Linked DNA regions of Homo sapiens: region 1 is linked to region 2. Evidence: chromatin contacts called from ENCODE Hi-C data. All regions are on one chromosome and are shown on one strand. The core of a region is the stretch at or near the end of the contact, and the rest is flanking DNA. Distances in the headings are between cores, read along the strand shown. Region 1 holds the start of NHS (NHS actin remodeling regulator). Region 2 overlaps NHS (NHS actin remodeling regulator).

The links. A loop is a pair of places that touch in the nucleus more often than their neighbours do. Pooled maps may share reads with other maps.
Region 1: a map of PC-9 shows a loop between it and region 2 (6-fold over the local background). The contact joins the promoter of NHS here to the enhancer-like site in region 2. A Hi-C loop is called at or near these places in 7 of 168 maps with a recorded cell type or tissue (PC-3, PC-9, gastrocnemius medialis and 4 more) and 5 of 50 pooled maps.

What each region holds. Positions count from the first base shown.
Region 1 is chrX:17,373,845-17,376,544 of GRCh38, forward strand. It overlaps NHS (NHS actin remodeling regulator), which reads left to right and starts at 1,356. Exons shown (of 9, transcript NM_001291867.2): 1 at 1,356-2,478. The coding sequence starts at 1,914.
Region 2 is chrX:17,498,777-17,501,620 of GRCh38, forward strand. The region is part of intron 1 of NHS (NHS actin remodeling regulator); the gene reads left to right. Among named protein-coding and RNA genes, the nearest start is that of NHS-AS1, 59 kb to the right of the region's middle. Within about 2 kb of position 1,500, at least 2 of the 41 ENCODE cell types and tissues checked have a DNase peak (open chromatin) inside an H3K27ac peak, as active enhancers do; they include PC-3 and PC-9, where a contact is called at or near this core.

The sequences.
Region 1 (2,700 bases), core at 106-2,605, 130 kb before region 2:
TGTACAATGAACCCTGATATGCCCTTAACCTAGACTATTTTGAACATTTTGCCATATTTTGTTTTTTTCTCCCTTCATACATACACATCTTTATTATCATCATTCTTCTTCTTGTTGTTACTGAAACATTTATGTGTACTTTGCAGACATCATGGCCCTTTACCCCCAAAGCCTCAGCCTGGATCTTTTATGAACAAGGATATGTCCTTGCCGAAAATTTTGGTTTTTTTTTGTTTTTTTTTTTTTGTTTTGTAGAATAAGACAAGGGTCTGTTGAAGCCTTTAAAACCAAAGCGTGGGCCAGTCCAAAGTGCTGACTGTTGGAGCCTCCTCCCTCTCCCGCCTTTAGAGGGAGGAGAGGAGACACCACCGCAGGTCTGGAGGACTTTATTGTTGCCATAAAACATATTTTTTCCATGTTCTCTTTAGAAACACGAAAAGAGGCTGCATTCCCAAGATCTGGCTTGTGGCTTTAAAATAAAAAATATTTTTACAGTATACTTTTTGGAGGCATGAAAGCACGTGTTTTATTAACATTTCCCAAACTCTTTTTACTGACGGCATACAGCCTGCAGCCTGCTGCAATCGAAAATGCATGCCTTTTTAGAAATTATACCTTTCAGTTAACTGAAGGGGAAAACTTTCCCTTCTTCTGTAAATCATCATCTCTCTGATGGAGAACTTTAAAAATCCTGTGTATGATCAGCACAGTAGGGTGACGAGGAGGTAATGCCGTTTATCTCACCCAACGTGCAATGAGTTTCGTAAGCAGTTTTCTGGGGATTTTGCTCATTGGTGGTTTGGGTCTCATTCACGATATTCTATAGAGCCCGTGCCCAAAACAGGGGGCCACGTGATGCCTGGGAAGGGGTATAAACAGCACTCTGGCTGCTCTGGCCACATGGAGATGCGCCTACGCCCTTTGCCCTCCCCAGTTGTCTCCTTGCGTTCATAGAGCCCGGGGATCTCCAAGGAGCAGCCCAGTTTTCCCTGTAAGAACCCAAAGGTCTTGTACAGAGCTGGAATTCGGCGAAAAACTTGCTCCAACACGCCAAATCTGCCGCATCCTCAATACCCCACCCTCTTCCCTCTGCGCTTACTGCCCACACCCCTACTCCCAACTTGAGGACTCCCCGCCCCCACCACGCTGACAGTCTCAATTCCAACCCCTTGGATGTGAGGAAGTGTCTTTGCGCCTGAACGCGCCCAGCACGGCGAGGCCACCAGTGACTCCCAGCGGCCGCACAGGGCGCTGCGCCCCCCTCGCCCCGGCCTCCCCCGCCCTGCGTCCGCCCCGTCACCCCCGCGCGGCCTCCTGCGCCCGGGCTGGAGGCAGATTCCTCTCTCCGGGTTTTCAGAGCGCCTTTCCGAAACCTCCTCCCCGCCCAGCCAGGGAGAGAGATCCCGGGCGCAATCGCTCCCCGGAGCGGCCGAGGGGCGCGCGGGGAGAGGCCTGCGCCGGGGTACTTTCAAACTGAGGCGCGCGCACACACTCACACCCACCCACCCACTCACCCACACACACACAGACACACGCACGCCCATTTATATAGGCGGCGGCGACGGCAGTGGCCGGGGTGGCGACGGCGAGCACAGAAACGATGGAGTTGAGCCAGTCGACCCTGGTTGGAAGCAAGTGAGAAGAGACCAGGCGCACCCCTAAATTTCTGTGCGGAGCGCTTGTCATCCTCCCCAGGGAACGGTGCACCCAAAGGAGGACTGGCTGGACTGATTTGCTAGGGAGAGGGCGGGGAAGAGGAGGCAAGGTGAGCAGAGAAGCCCCCTGCGTATCCGGACTGCCAGATCGCGCTTTTGCCGGACTCCTGCCCCCTCCCTGCTCAGGTGGGCGCGCCCGGTCTCCAGCTCACAGGGGCGCTTGGAGGAGACCAGAAAGTCGCCGCCTGGCTGCGCGGGATGCCTTTCGCCAAGCGGATCGTGGAGCCGCAATGGCTGTGCAGGCAGCGGCGCCCTGCGCCCGGCCCAGCAGTGGACGCGAGCGGAGGCAGCGCTGAGCCGCCGCCGCCCTTGCAGCCGCCGGGCCGGAGGGACCTGGACGAGGTCGAGGCGCCAGGGCCAGAGGAGCCAGCCCGCGCCGTCCCTGCACCTTCAGGGCTGCCACCGCCGCCGCCGCCACTGCCCGCGCCGGCCGACCAGACTCAGCCGCCGCACGGAGAGGCGTCCGTGGCTGGCGAGGAGAGCACGGCGGGGATCCCGGAGGCGGCGCCCGCAGCCGGCGAGGCGTCCTCGGCGGCGGCGGCGGCGGCCGTGCTGCTCATGCTGGACCTATGCGCGGTCAGCAACGCCGCTCTGGCCCGTGTCCTCCGGCAGCTCTCGGACGTGGCCCGGCACGCTTGCAGCCTCTTCCAGGAGCTCGAGAGCGACATCCAGCTCACCCACCGCCGCGTCTGGGCGCTGCAGGGCAAGCTCGGCGGCGTGCAGCGCGTCCTCAGCACGCTTGACCCTAAGCAGGAGGCAGTGCGTGAGTACCCGCGCCGTCCGCCCGCCAGGCTATGGGTTTCTGCGCCGCACCCTCGCGCCCTCCCCAGCAGCGGCAATCCCAGCCCCGCGGCGCCGCTCCGGTTGCAGCTTGCACCTTACTACTCTCGCCTTCCCACCCTTCCCATCCCCTGGGACCCACCCCAATCCTCCTGGGGCTGAGTGGCTGGGCTGGACCCCGATTCAGTGATGCAGACGTGGACGG
Region 2 (2,844 bases), core at 250-2,749:
AAGCTATAGCTGTGTCGAAATAAATAATTTCTAGCCATGATGTCCTCTCTCTTTGGACATTGTGGACACTTGAGTGAGGTTTTTTTAAGCTGCTCACATGCTGAAAGCTTATGTTAAACCCTCTCCCTGTGTTGATGCAGATTTAGAAAATTTCATGGATAAAAATTGATGGGGTTACAATTGTTACCCACTTTGAATTTAACAACCTTAAACATAATACAGTAAACTTCCCTCATAGTATGCAAGTAAAATGCCATGCCATGAAGTTGATGAAAAATTGGGCAAGTCTTCATAGCTACCTGGCCAGGAGTTCCAGAAGTCTGACTGTGTGATCAAAATCTGTTCTAGCACTGGCTGCAGTTTCTGGTGGCAGTGGACCTCTCTGGCTTAAATATTCATGGGGATGATTCTGGGTCCTATGGTTGGCTAGGATACTCCAGGAATCTCCTGGAGAGTTGGCACTCTTTCATTGGCCTATTTGGGGAGATTGGGTCAGAAGAATACTGGGGACTCAGGGACTTACTGTCTTCCTCCCTGCATCACTTGCTGACACAGGGTTGCCTGCCATTTCCCAGTCCAGCCTCACCTTCCCCTACACAATTCTATCCACTTTCCCCTAAATAGAAGTTTATTTTGCCCCTTTTTGAAAGCACAACCCACCACTAACTGCATTAAATCCAGAATCTTGCTATCATGGGTGACTTATTGCAGGGTTTTACTCTTGAACTTATCTTTGCTTCCAACTCTGTGTCTTGGATTGGGTTCCCGAGAGACAGCACCCGACACAGGGATTCTAGTGCATGTGATTTATTGGGAGAGAGTTCTCGGGGGAAACCTGTAAGAGTATGAAGGAAGCTGAATGGGGCACAGGACACTGCTGAGCTGGAATGTGGTCTCATATGGAGCCTAGCTTTGCTTTTATCTGCAGGGAGAGAGCTTTTGTCATGGGAAAGGAGTGACTTACCTTCCAGGCAAGGTGGCTCTCATCGGCCAAGGAGAACTCTCCTGAGAAGTGAGTAGTTGTGAGACACTAGCAGCCACCACTCACAGTATCTGGAGAATAGCTACACAGGCTTGGTAAAGGGGATCCGGGTGGGGCACCCTGTCCTGGGTGCAGGGCTCTGAAAGGAGATGAACTTTCAGCTCTCACACATTGCCATGCAGGGCTCTGAAAGGAGATGGGCTTCATGTGGATAGTCAAATAACAAGCATGACATCCATGGGTATGGAGTGCTATAAAATGACTATGTTTAATAATGCGTCTTTCTTCTGGCTACAGGTCTGAGTATATTTTGCTGTTTTAATCTTAATCCTGGAATTGAGTCTGGGACTTCCTCCGTGCCTGTAAACCACTTTGATGTTATGTTGAGAAGCATTCTGAGGCACATGTGTGAACTGATAACCAGGATAAGTGGCATGATGAAATTAATCCCCTAGTAGATGGGAAAGGAAGGCCAGTGCCTTTCCCAGTCTGGGCTTCTAGAGATGATTCACAAGCTGGGGCTTTAAGGCATGGAGAACAAACAGTAGACACAAGAGTGTTGGATGCAATTACTTCCTTAAGCCATAAAGCTGGAGAACCCAGATGATTGAAGTGAATGTTTGTTAGGCTGAGGTCAGGTTTGATTTTGCTGGGAGCCTTCCTTGATTCTGATTGTGTCTTATCATTTGTTTGTCTTCTGAAGGTTGTGGAGGAGGAGGGAAGGGTTCATAGAAATGCCCTGGCTGTGATCCCATTGTTGCTGGTTGTAATGTCTGGCCACGTTTCCTCCTGCGGTGTCTGATTGGAACTTCCACTCTGATCAAGCAGCAGGAGCAATAAATAGCTAGGTCTGTGCCTCCTTTTCTATGTGAAGCTAGGGAAAGGACTTTATGAGCTTTAAGCGGTAACTTGATGGAAGACTTTACGCCTCTGCACATACTGTCAGATGCTCCCTCAGAAGAGAATGACAAGGGTTCAAGGTAGCATGGAGTAGGGACAAGTGTGTGTGGCTTTTGCGTTAGGCAGACTGGGGTTTGAATCTTGATTCCAGTGCTTATCAGCTGTGCGAACTTTCTTAGTTGAGTCCCTTACCTGCTCCCAGACTCAATTGTTTCACCTGAAAGTGGGGATAATAGTACCTGTTTTAAAGGGTTATTTGAGAGATTAAGTGAAATAGTGTTGTGTAAATTGCCTGTCATTGTAAATACTCAATAAGTGACATCTATTATTAGAGCTTTCTTTAAAAGTTGTGCTGCATTTCTGATTTATGGGGAGGTCAGAATAGACCAGAGCTAATAGCCCTTCTTGAGGAGATCAAGAAAGGGATCAGGCCAGGCAGGGTGGCTCACAGCTGTAATCCTAGCACTTTAGGAGATTGAGGAGGGAGGATTCCCTGAGCCCAGGAGTTTGAGACCAGCCTGGACAACATGGCAAAACCCTGTCTCTAGAAAAAAAATCAGCCATGTGTGGTGGTGCATGCCTGTGGGCCCAGGCTGAGATGGGAGGATCACTTGAGCATGGGAGGTTGAGGCTGCAGTGAGCCGTCATTGTACCACTGCACTCTAGCCTGGGTGACAGAGCAAGACCCTATCTCAAGAAAAAAAAAAAGTGGGGGGATTAGGATATTTAGAAGGACTTACTTCCTTGAGACCATAGCCAAGGTGGAAATAAGAGAAGGTCAAGGTGTGTGGGTGGGGCCCGCACAGTGGCTCACACCTGTAGTCCCAACACTTTGGGAGGCAGAGGCAGGAGGATTGCTTGAGCCCAGGAGTTTGAGACCAGCCTGAGCAACATGGGGGAAACCCCATCTCTATAAAAATTAGCCAGGCATAGTGGTGGGCGCCTATATTCTCAACTATTCA